2 separate regions of the Mus musculus genome follow, and region 2 is linked to region 1. Evidence: chromatin loops called from intact Hi-C (ENCODE). Cell type or tissue: heart. All regions are shown on one strand. Links, peaks and the distances in the headings refer to the core of each region. The heading gives the core; the rest is flanking DNA.

What was found. A loop is a pair of places that touch in the nucleus more often than their neighbours do. Peaks named below come from ENCODE experiments on the same cell type or tissue, not always from the same donor. Only the 100,000 strongest peaks of a DNase experiment are listed, where the experiment ranks them.
Region 2: a loop joins it to region 1, with 4 times the contacts of the local background. A loop is called at or near these places in 7 of 42 quality-filtered maps.

What each region holds. Positions count from the first base shown.
Region 1 is chr1:51,590,743-51,601,855 of GRCm38, forward strand. It overlaps Gm17767 (predicted gene, 17767), which reads right to left and starts at 5,976. Exons shown (of 4, transcript NR_151621.1): 1 at 5,559-5,976. In heart, for the core only: CTCF peaks have their summits at 6,455 (motif pointing left) and 6,657; a DNase peak (open chromatin) is centred at 6,439; H3K4me3 peaks cover 593 bases; H3K27ac peaks cover 1,114 bases.
Region 2 is chr1:51,524,352-51,535,464 of GRCm38, forward strand. The region is part of intron 3 of Gm17767 (predicted gene, 17767); the gene reads right to left. Among named protein-coding and RNA genes, the nearest start is that of Nabp1, 52 kb to the left of the region's middle. In heart, for the core only: no CTCF peak of the experiment used is centred there; a DNase peak (open chromatin) is centred at 5,480; H3K27ac peaks cover 2,513 bases.

The DNA.
Region 1 (11,113 bases), core at 1,815-9,814:
CTAGGGGTAGAGATGCCGCAGCAACTGTACCACTCTGTTAAGCCTAGGGACCTACTCTCCTGGGTCTAATGAGATTATTGATTCCCAAGAACCAGTTGGCTTCAGGCAAAGCACCTCCTCCTCGAGTCTGAAATTTATTCTACAGTGAATGTGACAGTGTGTTTCTCGCTGGCTTAATGCAGTTTCAATAGTCCTTACCTATAATGGAGGAATTTAACAAATGCCATATCGATGTGTTGCTAATTACTGATTATAGGCAACAATGCCAAGAGCAAACTCTCTAAACGTTCCCCCAGCATTAGCACACTTCTTCTGAATTTGTCTTGACGGCTGTTTCCTCATTGTTAGATTCCTCTCTTCTTTCTCAATATGACACTTCTCCACTCCAACACTATAATAATAAGACTACAAACATTACAGCAGATCAAATTTGGAGGGAGGCGTGAGAAAATCTGGGGAGCCTTCCACTCGAAGCCTCTTCTGTTAATGTCTGTCACAGTCTCTCATTACCAGAGAACAGAACTCACAGTGAGAGCTTCTGTCATAATGCGGGTGAAAAATAACAAGCTGGATTTTAAAGAGACAGTTATTATTGTACTTGTTTTTGGTTGGGCATAGAAATAAGCCATCAAGGAGCATGTATATTGTGCATAAACACAGATATACAGTTTTGCAAAGGAAAATTGTATTGTCATAGAAGTGTGACCATAAAGTAACGAGATTAATTTCCTTGCCACACATGTGGAAACCACTTATCATTCTGTGCATGGACATTTTCTGTAGTTGTGCCTCAAATACAGCAACATTTAAATAGCTAGCCTCGCAAATTTACCAGAGCCCTTTCTCAAGTCAACACCCAACCAGGTTAGCTTTAGGATTCTCATGAATGCTCCGAAACCTCCATGTCCATGACTATAATAGCCAGGTTTGGCAGACATGAAGTATGAGAGTACAAAACACAGAAAGAGCCAAACTGAGGGGGCAGCCACCTACCCCTATGGGCTCTGTTGGCCTCTGGCCAGTTGAACTAAGAGCTCAGAAAGTTTCTGTCCCCGTGCCTCTGACACCTGGAAGTCTGACATTCTTCACCAGGCAGTTTATTGATGTTATCTCTAATCCCTACAGCCACTCACAAATGTGCCCATTATTATCATCATTACCGAGTTACAGATGAGGAATAGACTCAAAAAGGTTAAACGACTCGCCTAAGGGCCCACAGGCACTAAGTGAGCACAGATTAGAACTTCTGTCTAATTACTAATCTTCTGTCTCATTACCAAGCCTGTGACTCAAAGACAAAGCCCTTCATGCCACAATTAACGCTGAAAATGTAAACAGGGGTGCCAGAGGATGCTTAAGAGCTTGTAGCTCACAATGAAGATAACCAGAAGTAACCAGAAGTCCAGTGGGCCTAAGTGTGTAGCACAGCCTCCCACAGCTCTGCCCAAGGATGCTCAAAGAAGTCTGCTTTAATTCCATCCACTGAGACAAAACTTGCTTTCATTCTGGGTCTTCAAAGGTAGCAAACACTGTTAAATTGCCCAGTTGACATATGGGAAATACTGTCAAGAAAATACCTAAATTATCAAAGGGAACTAAATTTTTTGTTTGTTCTGACAGAGTGCATTGGAGCTGTGTTCCCCTTCTCTTGCAAATGCCCTCTTGGCTCTTGGTCTCTCACAACCTTAGTCCCTTTTCATAGATAGTTCTACAGAGTGGAAGCAGCATTCTCAACGAGTAGATGTCAGCTGGGGTTCAGCCTGGTTGAGTTCAGTTTTGGAGGAAGACAACCCCAAGGTCTTTGATGTTATAAATGCTGAGGTATCATGCCCAGTCAAGCTTTCAGGAAACATACCAAGTTAGTCTTAATAGCTTCCTCCCCAAACACCAAAAATAAAAACAGAGAGAGAAAGAAGGGGGAGCAGAAAGATGACCAGAATAACATCTGGGGTCGCTGTCAGCCCCGCTCAGAACCCTTGTCTCTGTGTATCCTGTTCTGTGTGTCCTTGCCTCTGTGTGTACTGCTTAGCTCCAGGGATATCTAAAGTCGGAGGCCACTAAGACCTCAAGTCTACGAAGTAGTGATTCATAAAATTAAGAAAGAGAAACCAGTACTGACAACACTGTTAGGCAAAATTGTATTAAAATGCAACAATGTCAAAGGCTTCTGGTGGGGGAGTGGCTATTTGTTAAAGTAAAATTATTCTAATCACAAGGGATTGTCTTACTTTGATGCTTCTCATACTGATTCTTCGGTAACAACACCAACATCAACAGAAAGGAAATAAAGAGGGGGAGGGGCTTGCTATTAGTGCAGCTCAAAATCCCAGAGCTGGAATATGGACTTTCTCTCCAATGACAAAGTGACTCATGATATAGATGGCATCAGATTTTATTTGTCTGATGTTACAGGTCAGACACGTGAAATCTGACACAACAGAAAGAGCGTAAAGAAAGGCAATCTGAATTTAAAATTCAAAAATAGTATATATACTATTTTTGAATATATACTATTTTGACTTGGGTCCTAATCCTTATGAATTTAACCAGGTAATTTCAGCTAGTTAGGGGAAAGGGGTGGTGTCATATCCCTAAAATCTCAGTGTTGAGGAGGCTGGAACATAACACTAATTGTCTAAAAAGGAAATTACTTGGTTTACCTCTTCCACATAGGACACAGTCTACCTGGGTTAGCATATCAGAAACCATTTTGACAAGTGTGTATCCTCAGGGCCTATCTTATTACTGTAACTCAATAAATCATGACCAAGTCTTAAACAAGTGCCCTGGCCTCAGTTAACCAATCTATACAATGATATTCTTGCATAAGTGATCTGCAAAGCTCTTCCAGATTTTAAAAGTATGTATTTATAGGATAAAAGAAATGATTGCTCAATATATAAGCACAAAAATTATGGTATATCCATAGAAATGGATTAATCATCTCTCAGCAATAGATATAAAAAAAGAATGAACCTTAGCTACACACAACAATGCGGATGAATCTATAAATATTTGTGCTGAGTGAAATAAACCAGACAAGAAAAAAAAAAAAAGGAGAAAAAAAGCTTTCATTTACATAAAACCCTAGAAGGAGGACCCTAGCAAAGATAAAGAGATTTTTCCCCCTGGGGCATTGTGAAACTTTCAGGACGAGAGATGTGATTGAGCTGATAATTTCCCTGAGTAAATGCATACGTCAAACCTTATGACACTCTACACTTTAAGTATGTGACATTTACTATGCAATTCAGTCTCAACAAAGTTATCGAAAGAAAAGAAAGGAAACAGACAAGGAGCTGGGGGAGTTTGGAGATCTGCAAAGATAGCTGGATGGAAAATCTAACTGCAGAAGATGACTCAGAGGACAGGAAGAAGGTGGAGCTCCTGGCCAGAGCAGAGGATGCATAAACGCAGAAGGGTCTGCCGGCATCCTAACTGCTCCTCTTCAAAGGCCAGAGAAGCAATCTGGAAGCTATAAAAGCAAAGCCCAGGCTGTGGTCTGCACAAGCTGAACAACAGAAGGCCTTGCTGGCTGCCCAGCCATCAGCTTTGGCTGCCAATATCGCCATAGATGCTGTTAGGCTTGTTCTAGAGCTGAGCAACGACTGGGCCTTCTCCATGCCAATCACATTCAGCTCAGGCTGTCATCAAGCTTTTAGACCTTAACACTCCGGGAAGACCTCGTTTGCCCAATATTACCTTGGCTAGCCAAAAGAAGTCTCAACACACGGTCGTGTTGAGGATTAGTTTCGGGTTCTTCTGGAAATGTTCCCAGCTCTCCCTCTCCCCTGCTACAGAGACCAACCAATACTGTCTGCCTCTTTTCTTCTGTCCTCTCAGTTAGCCAACAAGCTGGGGAGCTGTAGGGAATTGTCACACTGTGATCTCTGCTTTCTTCAGGCTAAAGAACTTTACTAGAAGCACTGGCAGAAAGTTAAATTGGATAAAGATCAAAGTTGATAAGATTCCTAGTAAGCCCACAGTTGGTCCACTTTAAAGGCGACAGTCCCATTCACTTCTGATTAAAATGGAAATTGTCTATAAAGAACCTCCTTGGGACAAAGTTGAATGACGGAACTAGATTAAGCAAGCAGTTCATTACCCTTAAGTGAAAAATGAACAAAGTCATCATTCAGAGGAAGTAATGGGGTCCTGATGGTAACATGGTAATTAAAGAGACACAACCTAAATTTATCCGAGCAGCTCTGAAGATCCTCCAGGGCACTGAAATTAGAACATGGTTCCCTCCACATACAAACTCTCCTCAGACTATCTCTCATCAGACTGGGGCCACTTGCCTGTGTGGACGCAGTTACCTTGGCATATCACAGAACACATGCTATGACTGGATTGTGCCTGTGGCCACCAGTTTGATCTGGCTGGCTTTAGATGCACTTACTTCGGTCTAGGCCTCACTGCCCGATGCGGGAGTCTGCTCCATCTGACTGGTCCTTGGAAGGCATGCATTTGCACAACACCCACCCCCGCTTATTACTGCCTTCCCATTTTCCAACTCCATAAAAGATCATCAGTTCAATAAAAATCTTATCTCTGCCACTTATTAAAGAAGAGCACTGCTAATGACATAGAAGCCGGAGGCAGTATTAATTAGACTCTAGACCATCGCCATGGCTCTTGTTTCTCCTCTCATCCTTTCCTAGTTCATAGAACATGCAGCCTTGGTTACAGTAAAGACTTTCTTAGGGAAAAAAAAAAAAAAAACAGTAGAAGAAGAATCCAAATCCCAACAGCTGGGACTTCCCACTCTCTTATGAATCCTGATGAGCCCTATAGTTTGATGAAAAGAATAATAATCTCAAAGATTACTTAGAAATATACGGGAGCTGGAGAGACAGCTCAGTAGTTACGAGCACATACTGTTCTTTCAGAGGACCCAGGTCCAGTTCCCATCACCCCAGTTGAGCAGCTCACAAACACTTGTAACTCCAACTCAAGGGGTTCTGACACTGCTGGCCTCTTGGCCACAGCATTCACATAGTCACACCCAGTGGAGATGAAAACACATCCGCATAGTTAAAAAGCATAAAGTAAATCTCAAAGAAATTTGGACACGCTTTGTTCTAGCTCCTTACTCATTAGTTGGGGGAAGGAAAAGTTAGGGGTAGTAGAATTCTTCCTTAATATATGCGGATGGATACATAGAACGACCATGGGCACCCATGTTATAATAGACAACAGAGTTTATGCTTATGGTCTAAGTTAACCATAAATAAGCAAAACAAGCCACCCAAACTTCCCAACGCACACTCCAATCTCTGCTTACGGAGGCACTCAGTTGCTGCTACGATTCCAACCTTTTCCCTTCTAACCTTCAGTACCAAGCTCCTGCAGGTATACTAAGAATTAAAAAGAAACATTTTAATTTTCTTAAATGAAAAAAATCCAGGAAATTTAATAAAACAAAGTATTATAATTCTCAATCATTGAGATTTCTCAAGCCTGGCAGTGTGTAATTAAATAGACATCAGCAAATGAACCGTAGGGTGAGGTTCAAGGCGTGCATCGGATGGAGCAGAGTTAAGGAGGAGGCTCACCTGAGGAAGGGAACCTGGAGAGAGATGCTCAGCTGTGAAGTGCCCCCAAGAGCTGGGCCATAATTATAAACTAAGATGCACGAAGAGTTCTTTCAAATCTTGGTGAAGAGCTCATTTCTGAAGCCATGCTGCCTGCATCCCGTTGCCATGGCTGCCTGCATCCCGTTGCCGAGGCTGCCACTGCCACTGCAGAACCCAAAATGAAACTCATTTTAGCTACATCTTCTTGTAGCTCTCTCACCTTTCCTAGGAAAGAATTTTCTTTGGAGAATCTAAAAGTTGAATGGATCAGTAATACATACTTTCAAAGATAGAAAGCAAGAAAAAAAAAAACCTCAGTTGAGTCTCTCTCACAAACTAACTAAAGAGGCACCACTAAACACGAGCCATGCTGTCAGAGTTGTGGCTGTCTGCTCTTGAAGTAGGAATGTGATGGTGGGAATATGGGTACCAAAAAGTCAGGACTCCTACTAATGCTCAGTCGACCCCTTGTCCTAAACTAGCATAGAACCTATGAGAGCTCAGGCCTGACTCTCAAAACTCTCACACTACTAGAGAATGTCAGGAAAAGGTACTGCCCAGCTTTGTGTATAATGTTGTTTTTTTGCTAAGTGAAGTCTCTTCATTTTCAGTAGTCTGTTGAGAGATTTAAACCTACCCCAGTGTTCAGTAGCAAACAATTTTTTATTAACTTTCTTCATATGTTTTTATTTGTTTTAATCAGCTTAACATTAAATCTTTCTACATCGCTGAAGAAGAGGGACTTCCTGTTTGAGCCTCGGACAGCAAGAGGCTGGATCTGTCTGTAGTTTGGAGTACAGAGGAAAGCTAAGGAGAAATCTGCCCAGACAGACCCTGGTAGAGCTGTGGAGTGACTCTGCTGCCCCCTAGTGGATTTGTTCACCTGGAACACACTAGGCAAATGCCACTGGTTTAGGATTGGTTACAACAACCAATATTTTGAGATCTTTTGAGTTCCCAACACATTTTCTTTTTGCGCTCATACCAACCCAAGGATAGTTCTGCTGTGACTCCAGTCCTGGTGGCAGGCTTCCCGTGACCCTCATCTCCGTGCCATACATATTTCGTGAGCTCTAGTCTCAGTGGTGTGATAAGCTACAGACAGTTTTACGCCTGAGCTGCAGTCCTTTCTCAATCATCAGATAGCTCTCGAACGTCTAGATAAGACTTCAAACAGAGGGGGAGAATGTTCTGAGGGTAGACGAGAGTCGGTGGAAGATTTATACCTCCTGAAACAGATCAAAGAAGGCCTTGTAGAGAAGAATGTTTGAAGATGTGCTTTGCAACTTCGGAGGATATTGCCACGTGGAGGAAGAAAGTACTGAAAACAGAGCACACAACATAAGCCCATGGCGCAGCGAAGTCTCAAGGAACTCTGCGGAGAGCCCGTGATAAAGATAAGAGTCAGGGTAATAAAGTGTAGACAAAATCCCATGTGCCCTCCAAATGGTTGAGCCACTGGTGTCTTCTAGAACAGGTAAGATGTGATCACATTGGCGATTTCAGAGGATCTTGCAGGCAACATGGTTAGACAAGGAGTGTAGTGCAGAACCCAGAAGAAGAGAGAGAGAGCAGAGGCTAAAATAGTATTGTCCAGTAAGAGAGGCAGCCTGAGCATGGCAGACCTTTTTTATTTTATTTTATTTTATTTTATTTTATTTTATTTTATTTTATTTTATTTTATTTGAGACAGGGTTTCTCTCTGTGGCTTAGGCTAGCCCAGAACTTGCTCTGTAGACCAGGCTGACCTCGAATTCAACAGAGATCTGCTTACCTCTGCTTCCTGAGTGCTGGGATTAAAGGCACATGCCACTGCCATTTGGCTGTGTTGGCGGACTCTTAAGGTCTATTTCCGATAGGTATATGATATGATAGACTTGAAATATGTTAGCTATAGAGACTGGGGGAAACAGGGATTTTTGTCAAGCTTCCAGCTATGTCTGCATTAGGATTCTCATGGCACTGTTGTGACAGGGAAAGGTTGAGAGAGGTGGGTGCTGAGCTTTGGCTTTGGGTCACATCGAGTTTGCAGCTAGACATAAATCAGGGGGAGCCGGAAATGCACATCTAGGCTTCATGGCCCATATGCCCATTTTGTATGTAGACATTGAAGCTTAGAAATGCTGGATGTTGCCTCTATTCAGGTACCTACGTAATAGAGGTTTTAGGCAGGCTTATGTATGGTCTTAGCCTAGTACCAGAAATGGAAAAGAAAAAAATGCCACTCTAATATACAAACGGCAGAGAGGGTAGAGAAGGGCGGAGCCCGAGAAATCCCAGATTCGAAGGACGGCAGAAGACCTCTGAGCCGGAAGAGGAGGGGAAAAGGCAAAGCCCACACTCTACCAAGGGAGAAGAGAAAGCTATGGGAAGTCAGGGACAGGGAACAAGACAGAAAACATTCGGATGAATTTAGACTTAAGGACAAGACGCCAAAGGAACTGCAGGATGAGGCAAAGCCTTCTTGGGGGTGGGGTGGGGGTGGGGCGTGGGCAGGGGTGTTTCATATACTGGAGGACTTTAAATTGTTTATGTGCAAAATTAAAGGTGGTTCTTATGGACAAGAAGAGGCTAGAATTGAGTGGAGTTAGATTAGAGAGAAGGTGTGGAATCATTTCCTTCAGGGACTGCTTCCATTTAGTCCTCTAAAATAGGAGGACAAAAGGAAACCCAAAGGAAGAAAGCGCTCCTTCGAAAGCAGCACCTTAGCTTATGGAGCAGTGTTTCCCGAGCAAGCACACAGGCAGAGGCCTCTCCCGATACATCCATACTAACTGGGGTTGAAAAGCCGGAGCCTTTTCTACACTATTCAGCGCAGACCAAAGAGAGTTTTACTTGCTTTTTATTTTCAGGTTTTTATTTTGCTCTCTTTCAACCTTGAGTTAACAACTGAAAACATCAGACACAAAGGGACATGAAAGGAAAGGGCATTCCATTTCATCATTAGCTCGGCCTTCCAGGAAATAGAACCACTAACAGCCACAATAAGCCTCCAATAGCTTCCACCTCAACTCTTCACCTCCTGGTTCTGCTGGACCAATGAGGGACCACTGAGATTCCCCACAACAACAGAGTTCAACCCTGTGCAATTGACATCCCAGAAGGTAAAAAATAAATTGCTACCTATTCTTCACTTCACCTTAGATAGAGTCCTCTGCCTAAGCAAGAGTCTGGAAAAAAAAAAAAAGATAGCAAGTCTACTCTTTAGTCTTCGTCACTCCGGAGTATATTGAGTAGTGGATAGAATTATTTCTCTAATATTCTAGTGCCTACTTCCTTATCTTTCTATGTTACCTTTATCTTAAGAAAACACCAGATCTGGGTGGCTGTATGAGGGAAGCTTTGGTTTGAGTCTTATCAAGGGGAAGAAAAATGAAAAGATTTTTCTGCCTGAGCCATCTGCTTTCATGAATGCTTGATAAATGCCACACACATTCTTCACCTTAAACTCCTTTCCAATGTACCTACTCTATACAGTTCTACAAATGGCAAGTGACAGGTGTGACAAGTGCCAGGTGTCTCTAGCTTTGAAAGAGCTAAGTCCTGTCTTAACACCAAACGTATAGTTCAGTCCCCAATTGTCCTGCTTAGCTTTAGCTGTCAACTTGGCCAGCCACAATTATCTAGTAAGAGAATCTCCTTTGAGAAATTGTCTAGATCTTGTGGGCATGTCCTCTGGGGGTTGTCTTAGTCATTAACTGTTGTTAACAGCACAGCATAGGTAGTGCCATTCCTAAGCAATTGTCTATGCTCTGTGTATGAGAGCTGAATATATAAGCCTGCCTGGCAGCCAGCAAGCACTCTCCTCCACAGTTCCCACCATACCTCTTTGCCTGTAGAGAGAATTCTTGGTTGGAGCTGATAATGTTTAGAATACGAAGCATGCCTATCTTCAGGTTGTTGCCTTGACTCCCCAGAAACCTGACACTGTAAGCTGAAAGACTCCTCCCCCCCCACCCCCCCAGAGTTGAATTTGGTCAGGTTATTGGTCACAGCTGCAGAAGTCAGCAGAGACAATCATGGGGGTGTCTAGCTGCAGAATCATGTTCCACCTGCGTCCCTGTCCCGCGGCTGTACATCTTCCTTTTGGCCTCTAGTTGATCTTTCCTTCCTCTTCTATTTCAAATTTCTTATCTTTCCCTTTGAAGATGAACATTCTTTAAAAGAAACCAGGACGTTTTAGATGAGAAGGGCTACTTTTGAAACAAAAGAAATCTTTCAATTGCATCTCTTTCCATGACTCTCAAGGTTGCATATTGTGACAAGAAGATTGTTTGATAGCGACAAGGGAGATGTCGCCCTCTAATGGAGAAGACATTTTCAGGCACTTAACTGCTCAGCTATGTCATCCTGGGTCAGTCAGCTGTTTACGCTGACAGCGCTTCATCAATCACACTCTCTCATATTTTTTTCCTCAAACCAAATTTCGATTCTATATTTTACCTTGAGAACGAGTTACTCACTTTGACTTCTCTGTTTCCTCAGGGAATTTTTTTTAATAAATTATGTTCATTGTTATTAAGTTGATATTCAGAAAGTATATAGAGATGAGAACAATAAAATCTTCCAACTCAAAATAGCATTAACCTCTTGGTTTTTTTTTTTAATGTCCTAAGGATCCAATCCATAGCTTCGTGAATGCTAGACAAACACTCTCCCACTGAGCTACATCCCTGGTAACATTTAATCCTGTGACTCTATCACAGAGCTACATCCCCAGTAACATGTAGACACTGTGAGACTTCTCTGCAGCCACATGAATGAACATATAAGCACATACAATTTTGGATTGCTTTTATTTCTATTTTATTTTAATTTTTAATACAGTATTTCTGATTATGGTTTCCCCTTCCCTAACTTCTCCAATATCCTCCCTACTTCCCCTCCTTTCTGAATCCACACCCTTTCTGTATCTTATTAGAAAGCAGGCATCTAGGAAATAGTAATAAAATAAAATAAACGCAGACAAACTGGGATAGTACAAAACAAATAAATAGAAGAAAAAGAGCCAAAGGGAAAACACATATAGACTCAGACATACATGTTTGTACGTACAGGACACTTATAAAAACACAAAAATGAAAAACATAATATATACATAAAGGACCTGTGGAGGAGGAAGGGGGAAGAGAAGAGGAGGAGGAGGAAGAGGAGGAGGAGGAGGAGGAGGAGGAGGAGGAGGAGGAGAGACAGAAGCGGAGAACATCTAAGAACATCTAAAGATGACACTGACTTTCGTTTTGTGTTGGCCATCTACTGCTGGGCATTAGGACTGCCCTTAATAATGGTTTGGATAAGTTTGGAGCTAAGACGAAAGGATGGACCATCCAGAGACTTCCCCACCCAGGGGTCCACCCCATAATCAGTCACCAAAAGCAGACACTATTGCATATGCCAGCAAGATTTTGCTGAAAGGACCCAGATGTAGCTGTCTCCTGTGAGGCTATGCCAGTGCCTGGCAAATACAGAAGTGGATGCTCACAGTCATCTATAGGATGGAACACAGGGCCCCCAGTGTAGGAGCTTGAGAAAGT
Region 2 (11,113 bases), core at 1,531-9,530, 67 kb before region 1:
AATGATGTCACATAATATACAGAACCTGTGCATCCACTTTCCTTTCATTAGCATAAGTTAAGAAGGCGCTTCAACATTGTATCAGTATCAGTGTCTCTTTGCTTTTTGTTCTGAAGAATACTAGTTGGTTGGTTGTTTTTGAGGTGTGTCTCAGATAGGGTTTCTATTACTGCAACAAAATGCCCTGACTAAAAAATAAGTTGGGGTGGAAAGAATTTATTCAGCTTACACTTCCACATAGCTGTTAATCACTGAAAGAAATCAGGACAGGAACTCAAACAGGTCTAGAACCCAGAGGCGGGAGCTGATATAGAGGCCATGGAGGGGTGATAGTTACCTGCTTGCTTCCCATGACTTGCTCAGGGCCACCAGCCCAGGGATGGCACTACCCACAATGGGCTGGCCCCTCCCCCATTTGTCACTAATTGAGAGAATGCCTTACAGCTGGAGCTCATGGAGGCATTTCCTCAACTGAGACTCTTTCCTCTCTGATGTCTCTAGCCTGTGTCAGGTTGACACAAAGCCAGCCAGAACAAGGAGGGTCTTCCATTTTTAGACTCCTCAGCACTGAGATTCTATCTAGGTAGTTGGAAGCTTTTGTTTTCATTTCAAAGACTCAAGTCATGTTGTCATTTGTCATGTCATCCCCCGACCCTTCAACTCCTAGAAATATACACCCCTAGACTTTGGTTGTAACTGGCTAAGACTTTGGAAGCTGTCTCCATTTTGGAGGAGACAAACTGGTAGAAGATAGTCATAAATATAGAAGGATCTCACTGTTGTGTCAAGGAAGAGCAAGCAAGCCACCACCATCAGCCAATCCTTATTTCTTAAGGCAGGAAAACCACTTCCTCTCTGCTTCATTTCTACTGGAAATCAGTCCAGTTTGCTTGGGCAACAATTAATATGTTTACCTGTGGTGGCAAAAAGGAACTTCTCAACTGCTACACAAACAAGATTTAGTATAACGAGTATTTTTGATTATCTGTTGTAGATAAACAGTATATGAGACAGAGTAAAACAAAACCTTGGACTTTGTTCTTAAAGGCTTAGACATGTTCCTTCTGGTGCTTAGAGTGGTATACTGGGATTAAGACTTCAATATATAATTTCATAGTGGATAAATGGAGTGGAGGAAAGATGGAGTGGGATGGTTTTATTGCATCTTAAGTAAAAATTATGAGACACAAATGCCGTGTGTCTGTCTGTCCATCTGCCTCTGTGTGTGTGTGTGTGTGTGTGTGTGTGTGTGTGTGTGTGTGTGTGTGTGTGTGTGTGAAAGGCTTGAAAAAGAATGAGGTGAATTATTGTGACCTCAATGTCATTACCAATTCTAAGAACTTTGAACTGCTTTTGTATTAGTGGCCCTTTAAGAAACTCTGACTAGATCCTTTTATGACTCATTACCCATGACTTTGATGCCATTTCAGGCTTTGTCAACATCTTCTGTAGTTACGAACTGACAGGAGGCAAACTGGAAGGAAAAACATTTTTGTAAATATATTCTATAGGCTTGTCTTAAACAAGTAGAGACAACATTCAACTAACATCTGCCTTCTCCACAGAATAGATTTGCTCACTGGCCCTGAGTAGTGAGATGTCTGTTCAGGTAGCAAGAGGCATTTATGACCACCATTCCCCATCTCTGAATTCAGTGTAGTCTATAACTGCCAAACAGGAGGTATTAGGCCTTCCCTCTTGCCAGCACCCCAGAAATATGTATCACTGAGCCAAGAGTGAATCATACACTGTGCAGCAATGCATTCTGGGCATTCCTCTTTGAACATAGGAATACTCTCAGGGTTACCTTGGAAGGTAGCTGAAAAAAAAAACACTACAAAATTAATTAATTAATTAAAAAATAAAAACCTCAAATGAACCAACAAGTCAAAAAAAAGTATAGATATAGTTAGACTGTTTCTTGCTGGTTGTGAAAATTAAAGCCATGGTGGAGTGCCCTTGGATTTGACCCCACGGCTAACATTTATGGTGGAAGGCAGGCAGCCATGGGAACTAAGGTCACAATCTTTTAAGATGAGCAAAACAGCTTCCCAAATAACGATATTGAAGATAGAGGTGGGCCAGAGCAGCAGCAAGCCTCTCTGTAGAGGCAGAACACAGTTGTAATGGGAGTTCTCAGGCTGGGTTTTCTCAGGTGGGAACAGCAGGATCTGGGAGGATTGCTGTGGTTTCCAGTCTCTTGTGTACCCAGGCACCACTGGGGTACCACTGCGAGTCGGGATGGGTTCTCTGGCCCATGCTTCCCCTCAGGGAGTCCATGAGCCAGGCAGGAAGGTGAAGGCTGAGCCCACAACGGGGTCTGAACCAGGTTTGGTGTGAGTGCCCAGAGTACAGAGGGGCTGGGAGAGAGGAGGCCTTCTCTGGGAGATTTAGTTGCAGTTCTTTATGACAAAGGCCTCCCCCGAAAGTGATCCTGGATGAAGAGACAGTCCTTGCTTGCCCAAACAGTTTTCATTTGATCGTAGATGTGAATGTATATATCTTACTCAAGGTGAACCAGGGATTAAATATCTTTTTTGGGGGAAGGAATGCTCAGGAAGGGAAGCTCATTGGCTGAACACTGAAACCTATCTAGATACCTCATTAGCATGGAGAACTCCAGGTTTTTTGTCTTACATTATTTTTTTTTTCAGGTAGAAGTAAGTGTGGGTGCTCAGAATCCCCCAGACAAGGTTAAGGAGGAGAAAACCTCCTAACAAGGGAGTCTCCCATTTTGTGCCTAGCTCAGGGACCATCTGGTCATGGTGGACTTGGATCTTAGTAGTTTTCCCACAGTTAGAGGCACATAGTCTGCTCAGGTGTGGGCCTCTCTACGATAAGAAAGGCCCAGGTTGGTAGCGTGTTTCATGCTTTCAGTGCCCCCAAACATGAAGAAATACAAAAATAGGATAATGAACATTGTGGTACATTCATTTTAAACTTTTCCACTAACTATATCACTATTTTTAACCGATGTGTAAACCTATATTTTATAAAATATAGAAGCAAATGAAATAGCAACTCACTGCCCATGACAGAGGCATAGCTTAAATGAAGTGTCTTGATGAACATGTAGGGACAGTTAGAGAATTCCAGTGCCTCTGTGTCAATCTCCTCTGGTATCTTTATCTAAACCTAAGGAGCAAGAAGGTAGGAAAGCCCTGCCTTCAGAACAGAGCCATAGAAAAGTCCGTGTGATTTTCAAGGCGAACCAGTTAGCGTTTACCCAGAAGAACTGGGGAATTTTAACTTGGCAGAAATGAATTACTCATTAGTGTCTCTCCTTCAAACGGAAAAACAAATTTACCTACATATTAAGTGGGAACATCTCCACAGCCTTCTACTCTCAGGTTTCTACAGACAGCTATTGAGGAGTGTTGTGACTATGTGGTCTCATCCCATGACATCGTGGTCCACAACACAGGGTTGTCCTCTTATGATCCCTCCGCTGTTCGCTCGATGCTTAAGTGCCTGCCCCTGCACATCTGGCCCTAGCAGATCTCTCCTGATTGGTCCTCACTCCAGATAGTCAGGTTCTGCAGCTTGTTTAGAGGAGACCAGGCCTGTTCAGGACAATATGGCCAGAGGCATGGCAGCTTATTTTAATGCTTGTAATGAGCAATCTGTAACAGGAGGGCCTTGCAACAGCCAACCCCAGTGAAGCTCTGCAATCTGCCTCTGAGTCTGCACTTCCGGCTTTGCTGGGGTCTAGTTTTCCATTACTCGAGTTGGACATTGATTAGGAACTGACTTATTACATTATCATTAGCTGAATTCTGTCCTCTCTTCTCTGAATTTATATATTGAAACCCTAACTACCAGCCATGATAGGACTATATTTAGATTTAGGTCTCTAAGCAAAAAATGAGTCATGAGAGTAGACTCCAATGCAGTAGGGAGAGAGGCACACACAGGCATGCAAAGGAAGACCAAGTTTCTATCAGGGGGAGCAGTCCGTCTATCAGCCAAGGGAGAAGTCTTCAGAGAAACTGACCCTGTAGATACCTTGACCCTGTAGATACCTTGATATTGAGATTTTGGCCTCTAGAATTGTGGGAAAATATATTTCTGTCATTTAAGCCATCACTTCTACAGCCCTGGCTGGCTAATACCCTACACAGGCAGCTTTCCTTCATAGTGTAGTATCCTGATACTGTCTCATGTCAGAAATTGGGATATCATGACATACCTGCAGGCTCCCCACACCAAGCCTGTCTCAGGATAATTCTTTTATTTCCTCCGTAGGCACTTATTGCTAATGTACAGATTGTACTATCAAATCTTGGAAGAGAAAGGAAGGGCTCAGCAAAAAAGAAAAAATGTGCTTTGACAACATGCAAGATAACTGATGACACCCAAGAAAAGAAGGTGGGAGGAAGAGAAGAAAAGGGTAAGGAGCAAGCTAGCTTAGCCACTGTTTTCTTGAATAGCGATTGGTTTTTGTTTTTGTTTTTGTTTTTTTTAAGTGTAATACAGCCAGGAATGGTGGCACACACCTTTAATCCCAGCTGGCAGACTGTTCAGAGCCATCTGTTCTCCTTAGCACTTAGCAAATTCCAGGACAGCCTGGGCTAAATAGACAGATTCTGTACAAAAAAGAAAAGTCTAAATCATATACTAGCAAGATGAAACAAATATAACAAACTCCCACAAGTCTGACCTTTATACCAACACACAAATAAGTAAGTCATTAAAAGCCATCTACCCAGCACTTGGGAGGCAAAGGCAGGCAGATTTCTGAGTTTGAGGTCAGCCTGGTCTACAGAGTGATTTCCAGGACAGCTAGGACTACACAGAGAAACCCTGTCTCAAAAAAACAAAACAAAACAAAACATCTAAAGTGCTGGGTATTGGTGCCACACACCTTTGATTCCAGCACTCAGGAGGCAGAGACAGATCAATTTTGTGTGTTCGAGGCCACCTTGATCTACAAAGTGAACTCCAGGACAGCCAGGGCTGTTACACAGAGAAACCCTGTCTCTAAATAAATAAATAAATAAATAAATAAATAAATAAAAGAGATTAACAATTTTTAAAGTTTAAGTCATTGCAGTACCTTCAGACCAAAACCATTATGGAAGATCACTGTGTACATGAAATTTTGAGTACACTAAGAAAGATAGTAAAGAAAATATATCAAGAAAGTACTTGCTTAGAACAAAGAAAATGGAATAAATCTTTGACTAATAAATAATAAACTATATTGTCCCTTATATAAATGTTGGCCAGACTAACAAACACATAAATACATGCTTACATAAACACACACACACACACACACACACACACACACACACACACACACACACACAAAGCTGAATTGTGTTTGGCTGGATAATAATAATGCAGATTGTCCATAGGCAGTAAATTCCTAACGATATCCAAGATGAGCTGAGTTCCGACCCACTGGTGCCAGCCCCTTCTTGATTAGAACTCCTTCATGAAAGAGAAGCCAAAACACCACAGAAATATGGGTGGAGCCGGGGGACACACAGCACAAGGAAGTTCTGAGGTTTCATATGTCCCCAGGGGAACTGGAGTCTTTACTTCCTTCCCAGCGACAGATTCTTGCTAGCTTCTTAAAAGTAGTGGCAGTTCCTAAGAACACACTAATAGAAAAGTTATTTCTTTTCCTGCTGCGGTTCCTTGGTGTTAAAACAGAACACCCTTGCATTCACTCAGACTCCTTTGCAAAGTGAACTGTCTCCTACTAGAAAAACCCCACTCTTGTGTCTATATCATGCCTGGTGGGTATGCTAAAACAGGATCTAACTGGCTCCTGGACCCTTACCCATGACCCAGAAACATCCCCTGTGGCCTGAATCCCAAACAGGCCAGCAAGTCCAAACATGGCCTGGCTGAGCCCTATGGCCCTAGGGCAATGAGCTGACGTGTTTGAGACATTAGCCCCAAGAACATGTGAGCAGAGACTGAAGCCAGGCAGAGGTTGCTCACCAGATTCCAGAAAACCTGACAGACTGGAAAGGCAGTCACAGCAGAGCACGACCAGGTGGCCATAAGCTGACCACTTAATATCACCTGACTTTACCCTTCTGGGGAACAGATCAGCAAGGACTTGAGCCACGTAACTCACCTGCCCTGAGCTTTAATTAAAGCTTGCTGCAAGCTTGATAATGTGCCCAGGCAACCATGCCCGACATGCTGGAGTGCTGGCTCATTCCCAGGGCCACAGTTAGTCTTTTGTTGTATTGTTCCAGGTTTAGAGCAGTGAATCAGACCATAATTGGCTTTGGAGGTTCTGCCTTGGTTGTTTGTGGGGTAGGAATCTTCATTTGTGATATTCAGTGAGTGTGCCACACGTTTGTGTGTACTTTTGGGCTAAGGCCCTTCCCCTCTCACCAGCCTGCTCTGAGCACGATAAGGAGGTTCGAGTAGGCAGTTCAGAAGGGTGGGGATTCTAGATGTCCTTGATTAGCATGATCACTCATGTCCACTCTTTCATTCGTAAGACTTTTTTTTTTCTGATTCAAGGACCTACAAGTGCTTTAATAAAATAATCGAGTATTTAACTTGGTTCAGGATTTAACTTTTTATTAATTTTATTTATTTAATGTATTTGTGCTCTGCTGCATATATATATTCTTATCTTAAGAGGGCATAGATTCCCCTATAGATGGCAGTGAGCCACCATGTGGTTGCTGGGAATTGAACTCATGACCTCTGGAAGAGCAGCCAGTGCTCTTAGCCACTGAGCCATCTCTCCAGCCCAAGATTTAACTTTGAAATCCAATTCATTCACAGCTTCTGTGATGCACCCACTCACCTGCATACCTACCAAAGGAGTCAGCACACTACTGTTGGTTTATTATGCACCCTATTGCAGAGCCAGTTTGGGGTGAGGATACAGGATCAGATCTCAAATCTAAGCCAAGATTTTGATGAACTCAAAGTATCAGGTTTTGAAGAAAATGTAGTTTTACACAACCTGTAAAGACTCTTTAAAGCACTGTCATGGTATGGCTGGGGTCCCTGGGGCTGAAACCTCATGACACCAAGTAGATGTATTTATTTACCCTGAAACTACTGAAATGTCAATGTCAAGTCCACACTTAAATTTTGTATAAACTGATTCTATTTCTTTCATTAAAAAAAAACCTCTTCATTGGAAACCTGTAAACTTCTGGCCTTGGGAAGCCTGAGCAAGGAACAATGCAACTATTCACAAGAACAGTGAAGGACACTTCCTCACCCTGACCTTATCCTGCCTTCCTGCAAGCATGCCAACAATGTGCTTTTGATAACATCCTGCATTTCTGAGTTTGTGGATAGACTATTCTAATGGACTATCTGAAAGTACTCTATTTAAATTCTTCACGTTACCCTTTTCATGCCATTTGTCTTGCTGTAATTTTATACAAATTTGCATAGTTTTGATTACTTGCTAACTTTCCACCCAAACTGAAAGGTACGAAAAGCTCATTTGACACCAAATTCTTTTTCACCTCTGCAGCTCCAGGTTCAGAACAGAGCCCAGCATACTGCACACACTCATCAGATATCTGTAGACAGAATCAATTATGAACATAAAAAAATAAGTAAATATAATGAGAACCAAAACATCATCATGATGAGGAATGACATATTAGGCTATTATAAAGTACATTCTCTGATAATTATTGCTATTCAACAGTGAAATAGGCTGTCTTGAAATGCAAAGAAAATCACTAACAAAAGTACATGCTCACTACCAGGCATGTTGAAGAGGAACATTTTATAGTGTTCAGAGTTAACTAAGATCAAGTGGAAATCTTGTTAAGTCTATGGCCATCGCAGCATAGCATTTATCTCTGTCACTGATGATGACCTAGATGGCTGTTGTGGGAGAAGACATTAAGGAGAACTGGACAGTTTTTGTTACGTGTTTATGTGCAATATGGGTGGGAACCAACAAAGTATGCAGAAAAGCGAGACTCATGTAAAACTGGGAATAACTCACAGTCCTTTCAGACAGGATGGAAAACCTACAATGTAAAGCACTTTGGGCAGCAAATGCCAGCTAACAGGCCTAGCGTGTCAGACAATACCTGACTAGCTCACAGGCTGTGGTTGTTTGAATAAGAATGTCCCCTATAAGCTCATGTATTTTCACGCTTAGTCATTAGGGAATAGCACTATTTGAAAAGTATTAGGAGGTGTGATCTCTGAGGAAGTGTGTGTGTGTGTGTGGGGGGGGGGGCTTTAAGGTTTTCAAAGCAGATAGAACCCAAGTATCTCTCTATACCTAAGGATTAGGATGTAGCTCTTAGTCACTGATCCAGTGAGTCTTAGTTAGGGTTTTACTGCTGTGAACAGACTCCATGACCAAGGCAACTCTTATAAGGACAGCATTTAATTAGGCCTGGCTTACAGGTTCAGAGGTTCAGTCCATTATCATCAAGGCAGGAGCATGGCAGAGTTGAGAGTTCTACATCTTCATCTGAAGGCTGCTAGGAGAAGACTGGCTTTCAGGCATCCAGGGACATTAAAACCCACTCCCACAATAACACACCTACTCCAGCAAGGCCACACCTTCTAATGGTGTCATGCCCTAGGCCAAGCATATATAAGCCATCACACAGTGTCTACCTACATGCTGCCATCCACACCATTAAAAATTTCTAAAACTGTAAGCAGCCCCCAACTGAATACTTTCTTTCATGAGCGTTGCCTTGGTTGTAGTGTCTCTTCACAGCATGCAACAGTAAGATACAGCTGAGAATTATACGGATAGTTTCAAAGGATTGCAAAATAAGAAATGTATGAGATACAGTGACCTACAGATCCTGAAACACTTGCCATTTCTAAATAAATAAATAAATAAATAAATAAATAAACAAACCTTTTCCAATCCCTTAAATAACCTCCACAAAGTGATTTGTTTAAAGACCCTATAATATAAAAGGATTCCCTAGACTCAAACTTGATAGTCATCATCAAGAGGACCCTGATAATTCCCTGTAGCACAGCTAACAATAAAAGAGAATTCAGTATTATTTTAACAAAATGCAAAAAAAAATCATAAAATTCACATTGATAACTCAATTAAAAATTGCAAGATCTAGAATAGGAAAATACTTCCACATTAGTCATCTCCTGCTGTGTAACAAACTACTCCAAAAGGAACATTTCTTCCTGTGTGGTTCCTGCCACTCAGGAATTCTTCTTACAGAACATAGTGGGGAATGCTTCTTTGGGATCTTCATTCTTTAACAACTAAGTTGGAAAAATGAAGAAGAATTATTCAAGGTCTCATTAATATATTTGTTTGCAATTGGTGCTGGCTATCAGCCACTTTTTGTGAGCAAAGCTCACCTTGTCTGTTTGCTTATTCCTTGTATGTGTCCTGGATAACAGGATAGTTAACATTAACTGGCACTAGGAATACCGCCCTTAGATGTTAAGGACTGGAGGTTTTATTTGTATATCTAGAGCAATGGTCTGTCCCACTTGAGTTTGTCAGGCTATTTTGCACAAAGATTGAGATTAATAGCACATGTCAGGTTTCAGTCTTAGGGCTTTAAGTTTTAGCTGCTTTGGCTGCATGCATAAAAAGATGTGTTTTGTGACCAGCACTCCAAATGCCTTGGTTCCTTGTACGTGCTCCAGTTGTTTACTGCTAGAGGGAATGAAAGTCTCATATCCTCTGAAGAAGGACTCCAGAGCCTGGGCTGGGGCTCTGTCCAGGCAAGATGTCAAACAGAAAATCATAACCATGAACTAGAAACAAGGCCAGGTAGCAGAAGGTGACATCTCGGTGATGCCAAGAACATTTGACTTAGAATTCAAGGCAACACTACCTACGGTGGGAAGAGGCCACTGAAAAGTCATCAAGCAGGGCACATGAACTGTGATGTGTGGACTATTGGGTATCGTCACACTACCTGGCACAAGAAATTATACCAGAGCAGTGCAATGAGGTGGCATCTTAGGTGGACCAATGGCTTGAAGACATTAAGAACTCTAAGAACACAGACTTTCATGTTCCTCAGTTAAGCTATTTTCTTAGTTAGGATGTCTATTGCTGTGAGGAAACACCGTGACCATAGAGCAAGTGGGAAAAGGAAAGGTTTATTTGGCTTACACTTCCAGGTCACTGTTTATCATCAAAGGAAGTCAAGACAGGAACACAAACAAGGCAGGAGCCAGGAGGCAAGAGTTGACACAGAAGCCATGGAGGGGTGTTGCTTACTGGCTTGCTCATCATGGATTGTTAAGCCTGCTTTCACACAGAACCCAGGACCACCAGCCCAGGCATGGTATCACTCATAATGGGCTAGGCCCTCCTATATCAATCACTAGTTAAGAAAATGCTCTATAGATTTGACTATAAGCTGATTTTATTGGGGTATTTCCTCCTCTGGAATTATTATAGTTTGTGTCTAGTCGACATAAATCTAGCCAGCACAGTTACCAGTTTGTGATAAGAAGAATAGAAAGATCTGGAAAAGAACCAAAACAGCGCATTTCAGATTGACCCTGGTATGTACGACTCTCTGTGCTTAGAGCTCTCTATTCTTGGTTTTATTTACCAGCTCAGTCTACTAAAAACTCTCATTCTGGTCAAATTGGCTAAACCTTAACCTTCCAGATTAATGTGCACATTTTTTTCTACTTTTTAATATCCACAAGCAAGATGTTTTACAGTTTATGCATTTGGATTTGATGGAATGAGGCAACTCTTTCTACATTCTGCAGCCCAAGGTCACCTGGAACTCACTATATAGCAGGGATTCAGCCAAAAAACTCCAGGTTCAGTGAAAGATCCTGTCAAATAAATAGATAGATAGATAGATAGATAGATAGATAGATAGATAGATAGACAAAAAACAAACAAACAAAAACCAATAAGATGCTGGTTAGATGGCTACCCTAAAGCACCTGCCATGGCAGCTGGAAAGCCTCAGTTCAATTCCTGGAATCCAAGTGAAGGTACAAGGAAAGGACTGAGTTCACAGAGGTGTCCTCTGATGTCAGCAGATGCACCCTGGCATGTGCACACCCTCCCCCACAGACCATACAAACCAATAATAATAAATAAGGAAACTTTAAATAACAACAAATAGAGGAATAGCGGATAAAATCCAACATGTACTTCTTGCCCTCATGGAGTGCA